Linked DNA regions of Homo sapiens: region 2 is linked to region 1. A link is a loop called in an ENCODE intact Hi-C map of the cell type or tissue named here. Cell type or tissue: heart left ventricle. All regions are shown on one strand. Each heading gives the region's core, and the rest is flanking DNA. Links, peaks and the distances in the headings are about the cores only. Region 1 has its middle 25 kb from the start of GAL. Region 2 has its middle 23 kb from the start of MRGPRD.

Region 1 (12,743 bases), core at 4,867-8,866:
CACACAGTGGAGGAGTGCTCAGCCTTAAAAGCGAAAAGAGATTCTGACGCATGCTACAACGTGGAGTAAACGTGAGAATGCTCATTAGGCTCGCTGAAATAAGCCAGACACGAAAGGGCAGATCTGGGCCGGGTGCGGTGGCTCACGCCTGTAATCCCAGCACTTTGGGAGGCAGGGGCAGGCAGATCACTTGAGGTCAGGAGTTCAAGACCAGCCTGGCCAACACAGTGAAACCCCGCCTCTACTAAAAATACAAAAAAAAAAAAAAAATTAGCCAGGCGTGGTGGAGGGCACCTGTAATCCCAGCTACTTGGGAGGCTGAGGCGGGAGGATCGCTTGAACTCGGGAGGCAGAGGTTGCAGTGAGCCGAGATGGCACCACTGCACTCCAGCCTGGGCAACAGTGTGAGACTCTGCCAAAAAAAAGAGAAATGTATAAAACAGTAAATATTCTATTATCTATGTTTTCCCACTTTTTTATCAAGTGAATAAAATGACTGGAGGGAATAATTATCCTTGAAGTCATGTGATTCTTAGCAAATTCCCCCCAAAAAGTAATACGGAAAAATGTTTTTATAATTTTGAAACCTAGCATCTTAATTCTACGTGTTCCCAGCAGAATGGGAAGTGCGGCGATGCCCCAGCCGGTTGGGTGGCAACGCGCGTGAGTAATGCGACCGTCATCCACGATGGCCTTGGCAGGCTGTGGGGCTGCTTAATGGTGAAAATGCTTTTTGATTATTATATAAATTCATGCCTGTCAAGAGAATCATGAGGGCGCCGTGACCCTTTTGATGGCATTATCCCAACTTCTTCACGTCTTATTTCTGGGTCATTGTGATGGAAAGGTTCATAAGTGAGTATTATCGTTCAGATTTGAAAATCCCAGCCAACACTTCTCGCATTTAGCTTCATGTTAATAGTGGATCTGAATATGGAATTGTTCTTGGCAAATACCCAGCATGGTGTCTGCCTCTTTATTTTCTTGGGGTAGTTAGACAGTGTTTCCCCCCAAGGGTCCCTCTGTGGGGGGACTGTGTTGAGTTGGGGGGACACAGGCAGACATCCACAGAGGAGGGAGTGCTCCCCAAACCCAAGCCAAGCCCAGGACCCCTCTTCCCTCATCTCCTCCCGCTTTGTGGTTGGGGGCTGCCCCATGCACGTTGCCAGCCCACGTCACTGACCAGCACCTGGACCCTTGTCCATCACCCACCCGTTAGCTGGTCTGCAGCACCCAGGATTTCTGTGGATGCCCACGCACTGTGCCGGGGTCCGCTTTATGGCTCTGTGCACCCAGTCCCCAGCTGTGTCTGGTGCCCACAACTCACTGCAGCACCCTTTCTGCAGAACTGCCCTCAGCCCATGGGAGCTGCCTGGCTCAGTGAGGCCTGGAGCTCCTGTCTGTGGAGCCCCTGATCAATGGCTGGATGAAAAGCTCAACTTCCTTCCTCAAGATGGGACGACCCCAAGGGGCCACTCATACACCAGAGCTTCACAGGGGAGCAGACTGGGGCTGGCCTGGCTGCTTCTGTCCTGCCAGCTCCCTCCACTCCAGGGCTCTCCTAGCGGGCACCCTCATAAACCACTTATACCAAAGCCCATGTCCAAGATGCCACTGAAGGGAACCCAACCCAGGGCAGGAGTTCAAAAGACCTGGGCTCCAGTCCTCACTCGAATCAGCTGTGTGCACCATCCGTGAGCTCACAGTCACTCCCATAACCACCTCTCCTCACCTGCACGGGCCAGTGCCTGGCAGCCTTTCTGGACCATGATGTCCCCCATCCCCAACCCAACCCACCATCATAGGAGTGACCAGGCCGGGCACCTGACTCCAACTAGGGTCAGTCAAGAACTCTCCCTTCAGAATTTGGGACTGGGACTAAGAAAGAGTTCTCTTGGGGGAGCCCAGTCTGAAGAAGGGAAGCCTCCTGCCGGATGTCACTTTCCACCCTCGAGGTGGCTGGGCGGAGAGAGAGGAAATACAGCCACAGGGCAGAAAGTAGAGCCCGGGACTGAGCAGGTGCAGGCACGCTTCCGTCCCGGGTTCCAGGGCTCCTGAGGCCTGGCTGCCTTCCTGTCCCTTGAGGTTCCAGAAATGCACCTGGGAGAAGTCCTCCTTTTCAACTCATTATTGCAAGTCAATTTTTTTCTTTTTGAGATGGAGTCTCAATCTGCAGCCCAGGCTGGCGTGCAGTAGCACAATCTTGGCTTACTGCAACCTCCACCCTCCGAGGTTCAAGCGAGTCTCCTGCCTCAGCTTCCCGAGTAGCTGGGATTACAGGCACACACCACCACGCCCAGCTAATTTTTGTATTTTTAGTAGAGACGGGGTTTCACCATGTTGGCCAGGCTGGTCTTGAACTCCTGAGCTCACGTGATCTGCCCACCTCAGCCTCCCAAAATACTGGGATTACAGTAGTGAGCCACCAGGAGATGAGGGGTACGGTGGAGATGAGGGGCTGCCCTTCCCTCATCATCCACCCAAGTCCTTCCCAGACCCTTCCCTGGACCGGCCCAGGGTCCCAGCTGCTCACGGCACCCCAGGTGCTCCCACACGTCGTGCCCCCTGCCGTGGTCCTGTGGGAATGCACGTGCAAGAACACGGAGGTGTACGTGCACGAGTAAGTGTGTGTGGGTGTGTGTGAGCATGAGTGTAGCGTGTCTGATGGTGTGAGTGTGCACAGACATAATTCATGCAGGTGTCTGAGTGTGCATGAGCGTGGGAGTGCAGAACGTGGTGTCACACGTGTACACAGGGTGTGTGCTGCAGTGCTTTCGTAGTGTGTGTGCATGTGCGTCTGCCTGGGTAGCTCCGGGTGTGACCTGACCCTTGGGTCACCAAATTCCCTCTGCTTCTGGCTGGTGCCAACAACCTTCCTATCTTTGGCCCTGCTGGCCTCATGTCAAGGAAATCAGGGCTGAGGCCCTGAGGAGGGGTCGACTCTAGGGGGTGCAGGTCAGAGGGCAACCTGTGCAGGGACCTGGAGTGGGGGCAACTCTTTTCTTCTCCCCAGGTGGTGGCCCTGCTGCCCATTTAAACTGCATTTGCAAAAATTATAAAGTGAGAAAATGATGACAGTGAAAGAGATCTGACATAACCAAGCCCATCTTGCCTTTAACCTCCAAACTGCCCTTGGTCATTCAAAGCTAATTCTGGGAGAAATTGAGTTTATGGTTTAAATGATAACAGCCCTTCCCCCAAATTAAACCATCTTTATACAATTAATAAAAGTCCACAAGGTTAGGATTATGAGAGGGGCCTGAGTTCTGCTAAGATGTAGGCAGAGTTACAGGATTCTCAGCCATTGTTCAGGAGGTTACACGATTGCAACTTCCCCAGTTATGCCTGTAAATAACATCACCATTTTAGAATCTAAGACTGGCGTTCTGAGATGTCTTTTGAGGCTTACATTTCTGACGACAAGATGACTTCATTGGACCAGAGACTCCTGACGCAAACAGTCCTGTGGCCCCCACCAAGAAGCAGGCTCAGCACATGAGAACTGTTGTCCAGACTCCTGGGATTGCAGCCCCAACCAATCAGTGGCACCCACTCCCTAGCCCCCTGCTTGCCAAACTATCCTTGAAAAAAACCTATCCTTTGAATTTTCAAGGAGGTTGATTTGAAGAATACTAAAACCTCGGTCTCTCATTTAGCCAGCTCTACATGTATTAAACACTTTCTCCACTGCAATTCCCCCATCTCGATCAATCAGCTTCATCTGGGTAGTGGGCAAGAAAAGATAAATCCACTGGGCGGTGACACTGTCAGGGACACTGTCTCTCCCATTCCTGCATTGGCTTGGGGGCACCTGCTGGGTGTCCTGCTCCCCCACAGCCTCCCCACCTCCCTGGGCCTGGATCACGACTCACATCTCCCTCCATCCCCACTTCCCTCTGGATCTCAGCCCATGGGCAGGTCAATTACTCTGGAAAGCGTACAGACTCCAGTTTCCCAAATTGAATTTGACTTATTAGGTTATCTCTGCCCTTTTAAAAAAGCATCACCATGCCTGGCGCATTTCCTAATTGAATAATAGATCACAAATGAACTTTTCATAAAACAAAACCAAAAAGTCAATCCCCAGAAAAGATGATGAAGTGAGGAGAGACTTCCCTCCACCTTCTGTTTCTTACGGATCAGTTATTTCCTTTACAGAGAAAATCACCTCCCACACATCAGAAGCAAAGCCCAGTGGACCACGGGACTGCTTCTCTTGTTACAGACTTGGGTGACTTACAGAGAGCAAACCCTGAACGCTCCGGCCCAGGACATGAGGTGTGGGAAGAGCTGAGACTTCCGGGAGCCAGAAGAGCCCCCATGGCCCCAGCTCAACGCTGAGCATCTCTTGGTCCTTGTGCAAGCTGGGGCACTGGGCTGGTGGAAACCTCCCCTAGCAGCCCAGACTCCCAGCTCCCCTCCCAGCCAACAGACACAAGGGGGCCGCTCGCACACGAACCCCAGATTTTCCCAGGTGGGTCCGTGGTGGGGTGGGTGTAAATATTGGAATCAGGACCAGAAGGCAGTCACCTTGTTGCCCCCCCTCCCCAGGGCTTGTGATTGGTCTCCACAGCTGGAACGGGGCTGCCACTGTGCCACCCGGGGTCACAGATAACCCAACTGGGGCCGCAGGGTGTCCCTCGGATGACAGTGGCCCCAGTCACTCACATGCTTCATGTGCCATAGGCTCTGCAATGGCCACAGAGCCCTCTCACCCATCCACCCAGCAAAAGCTGCAGCCACCACTCTTGTCAAACAGGGACCCACAGCATCCCCAGCCCCAGGGTGGAAGGAGAATTCGGGCTGATTTGTGTCCAGCTCTGAACAGTCAGGGACATGAAGGGTGCTCCATGGACACCAGTCTCTGCCACAGCCCTCTTCATTTCATGCTCCCTTGGCACCTTGTCCCCATCTGGGACAGTCCAAGGCATAGCCATGACCCCGGCCCCAGTCTCAGCAATACAGCTGGTCACACTCAGCTAAAGTGATTCCGCTCCCCACCAAACCCCCGCCTGCCTGGAGCAAATCTGGAGCGAGAGCGTGGCCGGAGGTGTTTGACCCAGAGAGAAGAAGCTTCAAGGACGGGCATCCCAGCACCGCCCTGGCAAGGTCAGGGCCCCCATCCGAGTCTGTGCACCCCTTTAGGCTGGGACACTGTGACTTTGAAAGCACGTCCACTGGCCTGGCTCTCATCCTGTAACACAGGGATTCTCAGTCGGGGGGTTCTGTCCCTGGGGCACGTGGCCATGTCTGGAGACATCGCTGGTTGTCACACCTGGGGCAGGTGCTACCTGCATCGAGTGGGTGGAGACCAGGGAGGCTGCTGAACGTCCTACACTACACAGGGCAGCCCCTCCAGCCAAAAATCAGCCCTAAATGTCAATGGTGCTGCAGTTGGGAAACTGCTGTGAGTCCTACGGTGTGTGCGGGACCCTGACTAGTAGATGGGGAAACGGCGCCGGGAGAGGCAGGTGACAGAACAAACCACACTGCACCGGAATCCATTCCTTAAAGCACCGTCCACCTCTGCACTTTCTCTCTAAAAAATGACTTTCCGTGGCTTCCTACTGCCCAAAGAACAAAATAAAGTCAGAGCCTTTATCTTGGCCTTCACGGTCTCCCCAAATCCCACGGGGTGCTCTCTCTGGCCCTGCCTTCCTCTGCTCACCCTGCAGTTTTGCTTATGCCGTTCCCTCTCTGCGATGCCCTTCCAGGTGCTGGCCTTTGGCCTGGAGGTCCCAGGGCCTCCATTTCCCCAGCGGGCGGCTGCTATCCCAAACTCCCTCAGCTGGGGGGATTTAAACCACAGATGTCTATTTCTCACACCTCTGGAGGCTGGAAGTCAGAATCGGGGAGCGGGCCGGGTGAGGCTCATTCTGAGGCCTCTTCTCTTGGCTTGTGGGTGCCGCCATCTGGCTGTGTGCTCACATGACCTCTGGGCAAGCTCAAGGGGTCGCAGAGAGAGGGAGAGACCACTCTCTGGAGTCTCTCCTCATAAGGACATGAGTCCCATTAGACCAGGCCCTGCCCTCCTGACCCATCTAACCCTCCTGATCACCTCCCAGAAGGCCCCATCTCTCATCACACTGGAGGTCGGGGCTGTGACGTGAGTTTTGGCAAGCAGGCGTGGTGGCTCACACCTGTCATCGCAGCACTTTGGGAGGCCAAGGTGGGTGTGTATTGTTTGAGTCTAGGAGTTCAAGATCAGTCTAGGCGACATGGCAAGACCTCATCTCTACTAAAAATAAAGATAAATTAGCCGGGCATGGTGGTGCACCTGTGGTCCCAGCCACTCGGGAGGCTGACGTGGGAGGATCACTTGAGCCTGGGAGGTCACGGCTGCAGTGAGCTGTGATTACACCACTGCACTCCAACCTGGGCAACAGAGCAAGACCCTGTCTCAAAAAAAGAAAAAAAAGAAGTTGGAGGACACACATTCAGTCTGTAACACCGACTACGAGCTTCCCCGGCCCCTGTGCTTCTGCCTCCACCTCCAAGGCCCCTCCTGGGCACACAGATGCCTGGCACTGTGTGTCGGTAATCCCACCCCAGGGAACTCAAAAAGGGCAGTGCCCACCTGTCAGGGCACTCAGAGCCTCTCTCCCACTGAGCCCTGGTCCTCTGAAGTCCTCCTGGAGCCACCACCTGGGGCCTGAGGGCCGACGCAGGTCAGAGCTTGCCGTCCCTGCCCAAGTCACAGTGGGCCAAGCACCAGCCCCTACCCTCCAAAAAGAGAGGTGAGGGGGCTCGGCCCAGGGACCCCTCCCCCAGCCCCGTCCATCTGCCCGGAGAGGACGATACCGCTCAGTACTTGCTTTTCATCAGAGAAGGAACCCTGGCAGCGAGCACATAATGGCCTAATTTAGGCTGAAATTATCGGTAATTTGGGCCATTTGAAACTCAAGGGCTGATGACTGTTTTCCCTGAACACAGGGTAAAGATGAACCCCAGGGAGCAGGGTTTCTGCGGTTAGATCTTGTTGTTGTTATTTGATGTGTGTGTAGCTGAGCCATGAGCCCCTGCCTTTGGCTATGAGCCCAGACTCTTGCATTGTGTCCGGAACCTCCCAGGCAGTGCCGGCAAACGTGATGTCCTGTGGGCCAAGTTCCAGCGCAGGGCAAGATACAGATGATGCTGAGGAGGGGCCTCGCCGCCCACTGCCTGCGGGCCATTCTCTCCCCATAGCATTTGCACTTTTATTTCTTTACTTGCCTTTCTGTTGATAGCTTTAATATTTGAAAATGTTAAAGGCAAATAGAGTTTTATATTTGAATTCGCCTTGGCGTCACCTAACAAGATTTGGGTCTCACTTGAAGCGATGAAAATCACATTTGGAGAATATTTGTCAGAATTCAGAACGTGAGCGGAGAACATTCTAGCGAATGACCCTTCTGTGTGGAGGCCAGCTCACAGGAGACTGCGCAAGAGCTCGCCTCGGATGTGTGATGTTATTCATACACAGAAGGGACTGGGTGCCGAGAGGTCTCGGGGCTGCCTAGGGCCAGCAGACGTGTGATCGTCAGGCAGCCGCCTCCCCATCCCAGGCCTGGATCTAGCTAAGGGGAAAGTCTTCGATTCCCCAATGAGCTCTGAAGAGTGGACAGTCCTGGAAGCAAAGACCACATGAGTGTAAACCAAAGGTCAGCAAATGTTTTCCAGAAAGGGCCAGGCAGTGAATTTTTTTTCTTTTTTTCTTTTTTTTTTTTTTTTTTTGCGGAGTCTCACTCTGTCACCCAGGCTGGAGTACACTGGCATGATCTCAGCTCACTGCAACTTCTGCCTCCTGGGTTCTCTTGCCTCAGCCTCCTGAGTAGCTGGGACTACAGTCAAGCACCACCACTCCCGGCTAATTTTTGTATTTTTAGTGGAGACAGGGTTTCACCATGTTGGTCAGGCTGGTTTCAAACTCCTGACCTCAGGTGATCCACCCGCCTCGGCCTCCCAAAGTGCTAGGATTATCAGACGTGAGCCACCGTGCCCGGCTGACAGTGAATATTTTAGGCTGAGCTGGCCACAGAGCCTCTGTCAAAACTACTCAACTCTACATGAAAGTAGCCACAGACAACACAGAAATGAACAAGTGTGGCCCTGTGCCAATAAAACTTTATTTATGAAAACAAGCAGCGGGCCAGTTCAGCCCACAGGCCGTAGCTTTCTGAGCTCTACTCTGGATCCATGCGTGGCTGTGAAGGGTTCTTCCCCTCTGTCCTGCATCCCTGTCTGCTCCTCTGGGCCTCTCTTCTCTGTCTTCCTCCAGTTCTGCCTCAGTTGTTACTTATGCCACTTTCCCGGCAAGTCGGCTGCCTTCCCTCCCACCATGCCTCTTTCTCTCCCGTCTCTTCCTCCCGCTCCTGCCTTTCCCCTGCCGCATGTCTGGACCTATCACCTCCTGAGGTTTCCTCTTCCAGCCTGTCTCTCTCCAGTTACAGAATCAAAGGTGTATCTGTAGCTATCAGAGTCACGTGTTTCTGGCCATGTTTACAGGATTTTACATGAGAACAACCTGAAAACTACCTGATCCTTCTCTCCTGGCTTGATCCTGGCACATATCTGGGTGCTTCCTGCCGAGTGGAGGTGAACCCAGACACTCGGTCAGGGCTGGAGTAGGAAGAACTGTGGTGTCGGCCTTTACTGGCTGACCTGCTGGCCAGTGGGAGCTACTGATGGTCTCAGAGGTGTGGCTCAGCCTGCCTGGCTGAACCCACTGCGCGTCAGGGATGTGCCTGGACTCTGCAACCCACATCTCACCATGAGGTGGCCGCTGCAGCTCGGGGCTTGTTCACCCCACTGCCGGCTCTGGGAGAGGAGGTGCTTGTGCCCTTGTCCTGAGGTCCAACTGTGTGGAGGGAGGGTCTCTGGGGCCCATCCTAGGGAGGGTCCCAGTGGCACATAATCCTGGGCACCTCCAGCCTCTGGCCCATCCTCCAGCAGGCAGACCACATGGAGAGGGTCCCCTCTCTGACAACCAGCCGTGAGCAGGGCCCCTGACAGCTGCCCCCAGCCTCCCACTGGGGGGTTTCAGAGCCACATTCCCTGCCCCTGACTTAGCAGGATGGGGCCTGGCCCCTTGAGGTCCTCCCAGGAGATTCTCATGATGAGCTCTGCCAGGGAAGCCCTGTTCCAGGGGTCCTGGAGGAAGGGAAAGGGTCCTACAGCCAGCGCAGGTCACAGTGCTAAGAGACGGACCCAGAGGGCCAGAACGGAGGCCCCCTGGGGAAGGCTGGGTGAACTAAGCAGAGCTCTAAAGGCTGGCAATTTCCCTGGAGGCTGAGAGACCTCAATTTTTAGAGCCCCTCTCTTGCACACACCCCTTCTGGGAGGGTCCCAGCAGCATCCACACAGTCATTTAAAATTTGCGGAAGTTGGCCGGGCATGGTGGCTCACACCTGTAATCCCAGCACTTTGGGAGGCCAAGGCAGGCAGAACATGAGGTCAGGAGATTGAGACTATCCTGGCCAACATGGTGAAACCCCATCTCTATCAAAAATACAAAAATTAGCTGGGCGTGGTGGCGTGCACCTGTAGTCCCAGCTATTCAGGAGGCTGAGGCAGAAGAATCACTTTAACCCGGGAGGCAGAGGTTGCAGTGAGCAGAGATCGTGCCACTGCACTCCAGCCTGGCAACAGAGCGAGACTCCATCTCAAAAAACAAAAATTGCAGAAGTCAGACGCTTTGTTCAGTCGGTGAGGACTGTAGGCTGGCTGCGCTCTGGAGTTCAGGTCCCCTCTGCTGCAGTGGTACTAGGGGCTGTAAACATTTGTGGGATCTGGCTGAGGGGAGGTTGAGCTGGGGACACCTTTAGTGTGGATTGGGTGGGTGGGTGAGATTTTTTTGTGGCTATTGTAACAAATGACCGCAAATTGGGTGGCTTAAAACAACAGACATTTATTTTCCCACAGTCTGGAGGCCAGAAGTTCACAACCAGGGGGCCAGGGGTGAGGGTGTGTCCTGCCTTTTCCATCTTCTGCTGGTGGCAGTGCCTGGCACTCCATGGCGGTGGTGCCTCACTCCAGCCTCCACCTGTCCCCCTGGTCTTCTCCCCTCTGCGTGTCTGTGTATCTGTGTCTCTGTGTCCTAAATCCACATTTCCCTCTTAGAAGGACACAAGTCATGGATTTAGGACCCCCCCACCTACCACCACCACCCAATCTAACCTCATCTTAGCTTGATGACTTCTGCAAAGACCCCATTCCAAAGAAGGTCACATTCCCAGGCACTGGGGTTAGGCTTTGAGAGTTTTTTCCCGCCGTAAAACAATGCCCATTTATGATCTCGTCACTGCTGCAAGTCAGAAGTCTGGGTGCAGCAGGGCTCATCAGCCCTCAGCTTGTGTCTCACGTGTCTGAAACCCGGGGACGGGCCGGGCTGCGTTCCTTCCTGGAGGCCCAGTTGGTGAATCTGCTTCCAAGTTGATTCAGGTCATTGGCTGAGTTCAGTTCCATAGAGTTGCAGGGCTTGAACTTGTCCTCTTAGAGCATATAATTCAACTCACCACAGTGGGGTATATCTATGTGGTTCAAGGTCTCTTCTGGTGCAGTTAGTTTGCCACTGGTCCTCCCCACATGGGAATGTCTCTGTCTAGGGACAAGGTGCAAATTTGCTGGCTTGATGCAGAAAGGTGAGGCCTGATGTGGTATATGACCCATCCCACAGCATCCAGCTATGGAGGTAGGGGTGCCCAGGAACCTGGGTGATGGATGGAACTGAAGCTGGCCCATGGGAACGCCCTCTAATCAGCAGACATGTGGATGGTCAGCAGAGGGGCCGCCCCTGCTGCAGCCCAGTCAGACAAAAGCACTTTCCTGCCAGGAATACGCTCGCTCACGCAGATCATGGCCACAAACCCACTTTTGCACATTCTTTCCTTTTGTGATGGGAACTGAATAAAGCAAAACTCGTCACAATTCCTGTTTGCAGAACAAGGAACTGCAGCTCCCACTACAAACGAGCCCATCTGTGGACACTGACACACAAAAGAAACTCAGGAGAGGCTTTCCCGAATGATACCAATCCTAAGAATGTACACAACGTCACCAGCATTGGGTTGTGAAGCTTCAGGAACTTTCTCTACACCATCAATAATGAAAAGTAAATTCGTATCCATCGTGGAGGAGGAGAGGCCATATCATCTTTCTGTTCTCTCTGCAGAAAATCATAAAACAAAGTCCTTGTCCTATGAGAGATGAACAATGAGTACACACATTCGAAAATACCGGGGCACAGGTATTGTAGAGCGAGTCAGGTGACTAAGAAGAACTGTGATTTTTCCACATTTTGTAATGTTGATGACACTAATCAGCTTTTTAAAATCTGTAGTTTTCTGTGACTTCATTTCTCAGTCTAAGCGATACTCACTTCTATGCCTGTGTTTGTCTTAGTTATTTTATATTCTTTGTCTTTTTTCTTTTTTGTTTTTGACAGAGTCTTGCTCCATAGCCCAGGCTGGAGTGCAGCGGTGTGATCTCGGCTCACTGCAACCTCCGCCTCCCAGGTTCAAACAATTCTCCTGCCTCGACCTCCCAAGTAACTGGGATTATAAGAGTGCACCACCACGCCCGGCTAATTTTTGTATTTTTAGTAGAGGTGGGGGTTTTACCATGTTGGTCAGGCTGGCCTTGAACCCCTGACCTCAAGTGATCTGCCCGCCTGGGCCTCCGAAAGTGCTGGCATTACAGGCATAAGCCACTGTGCGCAGCCTATATTCTTATTCTTAAAGAGGCCCCCCAGATTATATAAGCTCAGACCCGGCAAACCTGGGTTTGGCCTGCCTGAAAGATGAGCTGGGCTTTCACAGAGGGTGTAGTGGGAAGTGGGGAGGGAAGTTGAGGGGCTGTGGGGGCTGGGGCCAGCGTGTGAGGAGGCTGAATGCGCCTGTGGTACTAGGGAGCCATGAAGGGTTTCTGGGGAGAGGCGTGACTTCTAGGACCCACGTCTTAGGCTTTTAGGGCTGATGCGTAGAGAGGCGCACCCCACCACCCATCCTCGGCCACCCCACCAGAGACCATGAGGCTGGGCGGCAGCATCTGCCCAGGCTGTCCAGGTGCCATTGGGGGACCCTCTTCTCTGCCATCACTGGCACCCACAGAAGCCTGCAGTGCCATTCCAGGACCTGAGCCAGGTGGCTTTGGACTCAGTGGCTGCAAGAGCCGGATATGGTTAGAGGCCTGGCCAGGGCATCTCCTGAGATGGCCCCTGGGCGCGGGGCTGGGCGTGACCAGGAGGGATTGGAGGTGCATCTTCAGTGGATGGTCTCTGCTTTTGTCCTTGTGGGGATCCCTCGCTCACACTCCTCCACAGCTGTGCCCTTGGTCCAGTGAGGGCAGCATGGAAACGGCACTTCACAGAGGGGGTCTGGAACAGAACTAGCATTGCCACATCTGCCAGTTTCAGGCTGCCCCAGAAGGGCGGAGACCCCTCCTCCTGGCCCCTTTCCAGGCTCACGCATCCAGTGTGTCCCAGGCCACCTGCGTGGGTGATGTCCCCAGTTCCAGCCACTCCCAGCCGCCCAGGGCCCTGCTCCTGCCTCCAGAGGCAGGCTGCACCCTGAGGTTTGGGAAGCCAGTGGGAGGCAGCACAGAGGTGCGCCCGAAGTCATCGCTCCACATGTGGCCCCACAAACGTGAGAACGTCGAAGGGCTTTGCTTTGCTACACTCACTCCTCCTTTACCCCACAAACTTTCATTGGTTGTGCCCTTGGGGATAGGCCTGAGCCAAGCACCTGATGACGGAGTTCCCAGGTGAT
Region 2 (10,361 bases), core at 1,914-5,913, 300 kb before region 1:
TGTAATCCCAGCACTTTGGGAGGCCGAGGCAGGTGGACTGCTGGAGCTCAGGAGTTCAACCCGAGCCTGGACAACATGGTAAAACCCCATCTCTCCAAAAATCAAAAAATTTGTTTTAAATTTGCCAAGTGTGGTGGTGTGTGCCTGTAGTCCCAGCTACTCAGGAGGCTGAGGTGGAAGGATGGCTTGAGCCTGGGAGGTGGAGGTTGCAGTGAACTGTGATCATGGCACCACACTCTACCCTGGATAACAAGAGAGCTCAGGCACTGTCTCAAAAAAAAAAAGAAAAAGAAAAAGAAACACCTGGGACTGGGTAATTGATAAAGAAAAAGGTTGAATTGGCTCACCGTTCTGCAGGCTGCACAGGAAGCGTGGCGGCGTCTGCTCAGCTTCCGGGGAGGCCTCCAGAAACAGTTACGGTGGAAGGCGAATGGGGAACAGGTACATCTCATCTGGTGGGAGCAGGAGGAAGAGAGAGACAGGGGCGGTGCCTCACACTGTCAACCCGATTCCGTGAGAACTCTATCACGAGAACAGCACCACGGGGGAAATCCACCCCCAGGATCCAATCACCTTCCACCAGGCCACACATCCTACAATGGGGATTACAATTCAACATGAGATTTAGGCAGGGACACAGATCCAAATCATATCAGTCTCCAAGCACATGGACTACCAGTATCTCGGTATCTGGAGTCCTGGCTCTTCCCTTTTCTGCCACCTGGTGCCAGCATGCTCCCTGCTCTCCCATGCCTGCCCTTCTCCAGCTGCGGGCCAGGACCGTGAGAACTCACATCCACAGCCTTCAAGATTCTCCATCACCAGCCAGCCCATGACATCAGGACTTTGAGCCTTTTATTCATTTCCTGTGGCTGCTGGAACAAATTGATGACATGCTTAGTGGCTAAGAAAGACACAATTTCTATTTTTTTTTTTTTTTTGAGACGGAATCTCTGTCACCCAGGCTGGAGTGCAGTGGTACGATCTCGGCTTACTGCAACCTCCGCCTCCCGGGTTCAAGCGATTCTCCTGTCTCAGCCTCCTGAGTAGCTGGGATTACAGGCACCTGCCACCACGCCCGTCTAATTTTTGCATTTTTAGTAGAGACGAGCTTTCACCATGTTGGTCAGGTTGGTCTCGAACTCCTAACCTCAAGTGATCCACCCACCTCAGCCTCCCAAAGTGCTGGGATTATAGGCGTGAGCCACTGCGCCCGGCCCACCCAATTTTTCATCTTACAGTTCTGGAGGTCAGAGGTCTCAAGCGGGGCTTTGGGGCTACAATCAAAGGCCGTGCTCCTTCCAGAGGCTGTAGGAGGGAACCCACTTCCCTGTCTTTCCCAGCTTCTAGAGGCAGCCCCTGTTCTGTGGCTCAGGGCCCTGCGTCCTTCCAACCTCCACTCTAACTCCACTTCCACGCTGACCCTCCTGCTTCCCCTTATAAGGACGCTGTGATTACATGCAGGGCCCACCCGGATCACCTCCCAGCTCAGGATCCTTTACTCAATCACTTCCACAGAGAACCTTTTGCCACATAAGGAATTAGAAATCAGGGCACTATATTTGTTGCCTGGGGCTGCCATAACAAAGTCCTACAATCTTCTTTGCTTAAAGAAGCAGTCATTTCGGCAGGGCGCGGTGGTTCACACCTGTAATCCCAGCACTTTGGGAGGCAGAGGTGGGTGGATCACCTGAGGTCAGAAGTTCAAGACCAGCCTGGCCAACATAGTGAAACCCCATCTCTACTAAAAACACAAAAATTAGCTGGGCATGGTGGCACGTGCCTGTAATCCCAGCTACTCAGGAGGCTGAGACAGAAGAATCACTTGAACCTGGGAGGCAGAGGTTGCAGTGAGCCAAGATTGTGCCACTGCACTCCAGAGCCTGGGCGACAGAGCAAGACTCCATCTCAAACAAACAAAAAAAAAGGAGTGGGCTCCAACTGGGGACAGCAATCCGGGGAGCCTCGCCCACCTGGCACTTGGCCACCAGGCACTTGGACACCCCTGTGGCCAGGAAGGGAAATGGGCCTGGCCTGCCCCAAAGGCCTGGGAGTGAAGGGAGTGGCCGGGGGTGGTCAGTGACAGCCCCAAGGAGAGAAGAGGAGTAGAACCCGATGGCATGGGGTGACGTCAGGGAGTGGTCTGGACAAGGAGCAGGGAGCCCCCGACCTCGCACCTGGGCTAGGAGGACTATGGTCAGAAAACTAAGCAATGTTCCAGAAGGGTCCTCAGCAGAGGGACCGGCTTAGTTAGGGCAAGAAGGGGTAGGGGCCACTCAGAGCAGAGGGCAGCATGAGAGGTTTTGCTGTTTGTCATCACCTCGGGATTAAAAGGATCCAGCCTGACTCTGGTGGAGGAGGAGGCAAATCTGCACATACCAGCTACCTAGAGGTGTCTTCACTCTCTGACCACACAAGGCTGTGCCCGAGCCCTTCCATCCTGGCGTCGTCACCCTGTGCATGCAGGATGCGGGAGACAGAGGCCGGTGCTCCTTGTGGGTGCCCTGACCCTCGGCGTCTCCAGGTTTGTCCTCTGCTGGGTGGACCTGCCCCAACAGACACAGACGCATTTCAGCAAGGCTGGGCACCTCAACTCGTCGGTCAGCAGCAGCACCAGCCGGTCACCTGCTTCCCTGTGGGCAGTCAGAGGAGGCAGAGGCTGCGGGAGCCCCTGGGGGCCCGGATCTGCCAGGCGGGGCAGAAAGAGTCCAAGCTGGAGGGGAGAGAAACACCCACCACAGGCACCAAGAAGATGGCGGTCTGTGAGCGGTGCCTCCGAAACCCCAGCCCTGAGCCGCCCACCCCTGCCTCCTGCCCAGGCCTGAGGCCGTGGCCAGCCATGCACAGCCCTGCCCCTGGCTCCCTGCTTTTCCTGACCCCAGCGTCCAGCGGTCACTTAACTGGCAGGTAGTTAGTGTGGGTCAGGCACGGAGGTGGATGAGAGCAAGACCTAGTGAGGAGAATGAGCTATGCAGGCCTGGCCATATGAAAATTCTAACCACCAGCAAGGCACAGGGACTGAGCAGCTGGCACAGACACCCATGGCCTCGGACAGCTGCTGGGGCCCTGCTGTGCCAGGTGCCCACCCTTTAGTTCCTGAGTCACTGAAAGAGAGGTCACAGGGGTCCTGGGGAAGAGGCTGGGGCAACGAGGGCCACGGGAAGGGGGATTCAGGGAGCTCAGGGAAGGGCTAGTTATCACCGGTACAGACATGGTCCCTATTCTAATGGTCTGCAGGGCCTTCCTGTACGTGTAGCCACTGAATAGCAGTGTGGGTGAAGCGTCCAGAGCTGGCAGCCTGTGCTCAGCCATCTGAGCAGCACAGATGGCCCTGGACAGGGGGCGTGTTGGAGGGGCCTGTGGGGGGCCGCGGGCAACAAGCAAAGCTGTACCAGCTGCCTCTCCCGGCCTTGAATGGCAGCCGGGGAGACAGGTCGAGATCTAGGAGACCCGGTCAGGAGGTGGGGCAGGTTGATAGCGGAGGGGCACTCAGGGGCCATGGGATCCATCGGGACCACAGGTCTCTGCCAGCCCTGTTCACCCAGAGGCCTGCAGACCAGGAACAGGGCAGCTGGGGTGGGCACCCCCCCCTCCCAGGTTACTGTCAGCCCACTGGCTCAGTGCCCCCCCAGGAGACATGCCCTAACCCCAGTGGGCCCCTAGCACCCTGCACAGAGCATGCGTACAGCAGGCCTTTAACACATGCTTGATGGAGTAAGAACGGCGCTCCCTCGTGTGGGGTCCGACGGCTCTCCGCGCACTTGCACACCCAGTGGTCCGTCAGGTCACCCTCGCCTTTGCGCCTTTTGCCTCCTGCGTGGATCTGGGACAGCAGTGGTCAAGCCATGTGATCAGCACCTTCAGGCCGCGGGCCCTCATCTCCCAACCACTCCTCACCCTCACTCCTGCCCGCCAGCCCTCATCTCCCAACCACTCCGCACCCTCACTCCAGGCCGCCGGCCCTCATCTCCCAACCACTCCGCACCCTCACTCCAGGCTGCCAAGCCTCAGGGCCTCCACACTTGCTCTTCCCTCTGCCCAGAGCACCCTGCTCCCGCTGTGTGCAGGGCTCTACCCCTCACTTTATTTTTTTATCCCCAAGACAGAGGCTCACTCTGTCTCCCCAGGATGGAGTGCAGTGGTGCAATCTCAGCTCACCGCAACCTCCACCTCCCGTGTTCAAGCAATTCTCCTGCCTCAGCCTCCCTAGTAGCTGGGACTACAGATGCCTGCCACCACGCCTGGCTAATTTTTGTATTTTTAGTAGAGATGGGGTTTCACCATGTTGGCCAGGATGGTCTCAAACTGACCTCAGGTGATCTGCCTGCCTCAGCCTCCCAAAGTGCTGGGATTATAGGTGTGAGCCACCGCACCCAGCCTCTACCCCTTCCTTTCTTCAGGTCACTGCTCAATGCCACCTCTTCAGAGAGGCCTTTGCCAACTACCTTTTATGAAATAATACAGCATGGCCAGGCGCAGTGGCCCAACCTGTAATCTCAGCACTTTGGGAGGCCGAGGCAGGTGGATCATGAGGTCAGGAGATCGAGACCGTCCTGGCTAACACAGTGAAACCCCGTCTCTACTAAAAGTACAAAAAATTAGCCAGGCGTGGTGGCGGGCACCTGTAGTCCCAGCTACTCGGGAGGCTGAGGCAGGAGAATGGTGTGAACCCGGGAGGCAGAGCTTGCAGTGAGCCAAGATCGCGCCACTGCACTCCAGCCTGGGTGACAGAGCGAGACTCCGTCTCAAAAAAAAAAAAAAAAAAAAAAAGAAAGAAAAAAAGAAAGAATGCAGCAGCACGCACCCCCTCCCTCAATCCCCCCACCTCGCTTCATTTCTCCCCGGTGCAGTTATCACTGTCTGATATGTGACATGCATACACATCCACCAGGAGGACAGGGACCATGTCTGCTTTGGTCACTGCTGTGCCCCAGGCCTGGGGCCTTGCCTGGCACAGAGACATTTGCGGAAGGATACGTTTGGGGAAGGCTCCCACTTGGCAGGCCAGCCCTGGGCATCCGGGCAAAGATGGGGGTGGCAGCCTCGAGGGTGGAGTGGGAGTGGTAAACCAGGCGGCTGAAGCTCACACTCATCTCCAAGAGAGCCCCCTTTGAACAACATAACCCCATGGTGACTCTCCCCCCAATCCGGGTGGGAGCACCAGTGTTCATGTGGACACGCATGTGTGTGACTGTATGAATGAATGAAGGCGGGTGATAGGTGCCTGCCTGCCAGTGTGAGTGCCTACAATACCCGACCCACACCCTCTTTGGCTGGTGCTGGCCACTGGTCCCCACTAGCTGTTTCCCGCATCCGTGGTTTTCTCTCCCTGCTGCAGGGAAAACTCCCTGAGAGGAAGGCCTGACTCTCTGACTTTGCCCAAGGCTGATGGCAAAGCTGACAGTCAGTCAACAAAATCTGACTTCGGAATAAAAAAAGGCAGGTTGTGCAGGAGCTGCTGCTTTGCTTTATTTATTTTGAGGCTATGTTATTAGGAGCATACAAACACATAAGTGTTATATCTTCCTGGGAACTGGAGCTTTCTTGATAACTTATGATATTATCCTCCTTAATCCTAGTCATGTTATTTTCCTAACGGTCTGTTTTTGTTTGTTTGTTTGTTTGTTTGTTTTTGAGATGGAGTCTCGCTCTGTCGCTCAGGTTGGAGTGCAGTGGCGCGATCTCAGCTCATTGCACCCTCCATGTCCCAGGTTCAAGTGATTCTCCTGCCTCAGCCTCCTGAGCAACTGGCACCCGCCACCATGCCCAGCTAGCTTTTGTATTTTTAGTAGAGACGGGGTTTCACCATCTCGGCCAGGCTGGTCTTGAACTCCTGACCTTGTGATCCACCAGCCTCGGCCTTCCAAAGTGCTGGGATTACAGGCGTGACCCACCGCGCCCAGCCAACAGTCTGTTTTGTCTGGTATTCGCAGAGCTCACCAGCTTTCAACTGGCTGGCGCTTGCACGGTTCATCTGCTCACCTCCTTTGACTTTGCTCTTTCTGTATCCTTATCTGTTAGACGCGTCACTTGTACACAATTTGGAATTGGGTTAAGCTGTGACTTCAAAAATTAAACCCACCATGGCAGTAAGCGGGTCTTTGGTGACTCCCCTGTTGCACCCTGGAGTCTACCCTCTGGTTGTGCAGGTGGGCAGGGGGAGGGTCAGCCCTCCCTGAGGGGCCACAGTGATTGAGGGAAAGGACCAGCTCAGGACTGGCTCTAGCTCCACCACTGCCTCCCATCAGGTGCCCTCCTTGAGCCTCTGTTTTCTCATCTGTGCAACAGGGATACATCCCCCTCCCACCTCCAGCTGCTGTGAAGAAGGGATGTGCAGGTCCTGGGTCCATCTGTCACTGTCACTGGGCAGTGTTATCCCTAAGGTGGAACCCTGGGCCCTTTCAGCAAGAGGGCTTGCAGTAGGTGAGAGCTATCTGGGCACACCCTGCGGGTCAGCATGTGGCCACAGCCACCCTTTCGGGACCCAGTCCAGCCCAGCCTAAGCGGTCCCCCTCTGTCTTGTCCCTGGGCCCACCGAGGGTCAGCTGAAAGATGTCAACCCCACGAGGTACTGCAGGCTCTCAGAGGATGAGCCTTCATCCCAAATAAGGCCATGGTGTATTTGGCTCTCGAACCTAACTACATTTCATTTCCCATAGCAGGACTACTCCTGGAGTCCACATCAAACTTGGAGCATCCAGGTCACCACATGCCAGAGACAACCAGGCACAGGAGCCAAGGGAGGTCCGGGTGACCGGGGGAGGCTGGGGTGATGGAGGAGGCTAGGGTGACAATGGCCCTGGCCTGGCAGCCTCCCCTGCTCTGCTGCAAGACCGCCCACCTCCACCCCCACCCCAGCAGCCCCTCTTGGCCCCTCTGCCGAGGGGAGTGCTGGCCTTTTCCAGACCCGCTCGCTGCAGTCTGACCTGGGGAGCCAGGAGCACACGGGAGAGGGAAGCATAGAGAGAAAACAGAAGTGGCTGTCACGGCTTCCTCCACCCCGAAATTCTTCTTTAAGCAGACATAGAGGAGGGGAAGGTGGGGGGCCACTAAGAGCCCAAGAGACACCACCATCGGGATGGATAAGCTGGCTGCCCCTCCCACTCACAGAGCAGGTGCATGGGCCGTCCCAACACCCCCCCCCCACCACAGCGACCCCCAGTGGCGTGCCAGGGGCTCTAAGAGTGACTCGAGGCTGGCCCTCCACCGGGCAGGCAGCTCCTCCAGCTCGTAAACAAAATGGGCCATCCGGAAGAGGCAGCAAAGCAGGACCTCGGGATACACCACCCCCACCCTGCCCCCACCCCACCCCCAGGCCCCTACCCTGCCCCCACCCCACCCCCAGGCCACCACCCTGCCCCCCAACCCCCAGCCCCCCACCCTACCCCACCCCAACCCTCCATCCTGCCCCCACCCTGCCCCGCCCCACCCCCAGACCCCTACTCTGCCCCAGCACCCCCATCCTGCCCCCGCCCCACCCCAGCCCCCCCACCCTACCCCCACCCTGGTCCCCACCCTCGCCAATTCCCAAAGAATTGCTCCCCAGCGAGGCCCTGTGCAGATGGGCTGTGTGTGGCTGGGAAGGAGGGGGCCATGTACTGAGGGCCCTGAAACTCAAAAGCCTCCCACGAGACCCCCTGCCCCAATCTCAGATCCCCCTCATGCAAATTGCTTCCAGCCATCATGTCCCCACCCAACCGGCTCCCACAGCCCCAGAGTGGCCTGAGACCGGGGGCCTCCACCATCCAGCCTGGACAGGGAGGCCCCTGCTGGATGAGGACCCCACTGCAGTAAGCAATTGGGGACCCCGGGCCATTGAAAGCTGCAGAAGTGAGCTGGCACTCCCTGTTCCCAGGAATTTCTCCCAGGGAAAAGATTTCACTGAAACGACCCCATAGAGCTGCCATGAAGATGAAAGGACACAGTGCAGGTGCAGGACTCGGCGTAACGCCCGGCACGCAACACAAACTCGAACGTGACTTCGCTAATAAAGACTTGGGTGCCGCCCTCCCTCAGGCCAGGGCGGTTCCTGGCGTCATAAGGAAGTTAATCATTCAGGCCCCCACAGCACCGGATACTACTGTTCCCAGCACTATCCTCGTTTTACAGGCGAGGCCACCGAGGTCTGGAGGGGTTTGAGTGGCTTGTCACAAAGCCAGGAGGCAGCAGAAGTGGACTCTGCAGCCAGATGTTGGGGCTCCAGAGCCGTGAGCGAGCATAACCAACGTGCTCTTCTCGCTCTCAGGGGTGGGTACTCGGGGGAAAGTGCGTCTCCTCCCCCGTCTCATGCTCTCCAGCCAACCCCAAGCCCAGCATGGAGCCTGCATCCAAAAACACGGGCGGATGCTTAGTATCCTCCATCGCCAACAAAGCTCAGGCCTGCAACCGGGGCACCAGGTGGGACCAGGACAGGGATGAGGCGCCATTCTGAACACTGGAGGAAAAATCAAAGCGCACACTGGTTGGGGGAGACCCCAGCTCCCTGGGCAGAAAGTTAGAGGATTCTTTACTGGGTGCATTAGTTACCTGGAGAGTAACTATGGCTGCTGGAACAAATGACTGCCAATTTCACGGCTTAAAACAACACAAATGTGTTATTTTACAGTTCTGGAGGCCCAAAGTCTAACACAGGTTGGCAGGGCTGCATTCCTTCTGTAGTCTGTAGGAGAGAATCTGTTCCTTGCCTTTTCTTTCTTTTCTTTCTTTCTTTTTTTTTTTTTTTTTTTTTTTGAGACAGAGTCTCACTCTGATGCCCAGGCTGGAGTGAAATGGCGTGACCTCAGCTCACCGCAACCTCCACCTCCCAGGTTCAAGCGATTCTCCTGCCTCAGCCTCCCAAGTAGCTGGGATTACAAGCACACGCCACCACGCCTGGATAATTTTTGTATTTTTAGTAGAGATGGTGTTTCACCATGTTGGCCAGGCTGGTCTCTAACTCCTGACCTCAGGTGATCTGCCCGCCTTGGCCTCCCAAAGTGCTCAGATTATAGGCGTGAGCCACCACACCCCGCCTGTTCCTTGCCTTTTCTAGCTTCTAGAGGCCACCTGTCAACCTTGGTTGGTGGGCCCTCCCCCATCGTCAAAGCCAGCAGGGTAGCATCTCCAATCTCTCTCTTCCATCACCACATCACCGTGTCTGTCTCTTACATTCATGCCTCTCTCTTTTCAGGACTCTTGTGATTTGATTACACTGGGCCCACCACGATAATTCAGAACAATTTCTTTTCTTTCTTTTCTGTTTTTTGAGACAGGGTCTTGTTCTGTCACCCAGGCTGGAGTGCAGTGGTGCAAGCACAGCTCACTGCAGCCTCCACCTCCTGGGCTCAAGCCATCCTCCCACCTCATCCTCCCAAGTAGCTGAGACTACAGGCATGCATCACCACACTCAGATAATTATTTATTTTTTGTAGAGACGGGGGTCTCACTATGTTGCCCTGGTTGTTCTCAGTTCTCCTGCTGCAGCTTCAGTGCTGGGATTACAGGCGCCAGCCACCACATCTGGCCTCCTAAGAGTTTCTGAGTCTCAAGATTCTTAATCATACCTGCAAAGTCTCCTTTGCCATTTAAGGTAACAAATTCACAGATCCTAGGGATTATGACATGGACAGACAACGCTGGGGAGCTATTATTCTACCACACTGGGGAAAATGGCCTGCCCAAGAGGCAAGAACTCCAGACAGTGATATGAAAGGTTTTCCCCAACGAAATCACTAATGTCCTTGTAAGCTGACAATGAAACCACTAATCAACTCACCCTTCCCCCATCCGCACACCTAGAGCTTTCTGTGAGCTATTAGTGCTGTACTCTTAAATAAAAAGGGAGTTGGTTGGGCGTGGTGGCTCACGCCTGTAATCCCAGCATTTTTCGAGGCCAAGGTGAGCAGATCACGAGGTCAAGAGATTGAGAGGATCCTGGCCAACATGGTGAAACCCTGTCTCTACTAAAAATACAAAAATTAGCTGGGCATGGTGGCATGTGCCTGTAGTCCCAGCTACTCCGGAGGCTGAGGCAGGAAAATCACTTGAACCTGGGAAGTGGAGGTTGCAGTGAGCCAAGATCACGCCACTGCACTCTAGCCTGGAGACAGAGCAAGACTCCGTCTCAAAAAAAAAAAAAAAAAAAAGAGTCTGGCCGGACGCAGTAGGTCATGCCTATAATCCCAGCACTTTGGTAGGCCGAGGCAGGCAGATCACCTGAGGTCAGTGTTCGAGACCAGCCTGGCCAACATGGTGAAATCCCGTCTCTACTAAAAATACAGAAATTAGCCAGGCGTGGTGGCTCATGCCTATAATCCCAGCACTTTGGGAGGCCGAGGCAGGCAGATCACCTGAGGTCAGGGTTCAAGAACAGCCTGGCCAAC

What was found. Peaks named below come from ENCODE experiments on the same cell type or tissue, not always from the same donor. Only the 100,000 strongest peaks of a DNase experiment are listed, where the experiment ranks them.
Region 2: a loop joins it to region 1, with 2.4 times the contacts of the local background. A loop is called at or near these places in 1 of 110 quality-filtered maps.

The regions. Positions count from the first base shown.
Region 1 is chr11:68,653,612-68,666,354 of GRCh38, reverse strand. No RefSeq gene overlaps it. Among named protein-coding and RNA genes, the nearest start is that of GAL, 25 kb to the left of the region's middle. In heart left ventricle, for the core only: no CTCF peak of the experiment used is centred there; DNase peaks (open chromatin) are centred at 6,623 and 7,074; H3K27me3 peaks cover 253 bases.
Region 2 is chr11:68,953,122-68,963,482 of GRCh38, reverse strand. No RefSeq gene overlaps it. Among named protein-coding and RNA genes, the nearest start is that of MRGPRD, 23 kb to the left of the region's middle. RefSeq lists an enhancer at 363-552 and a silencer at 7,065-7,114. In heart left ventricle, for the core only: no CTCF peak of the experiment used is centred there; a DNase peak (open chromatin) is centred at 3,892.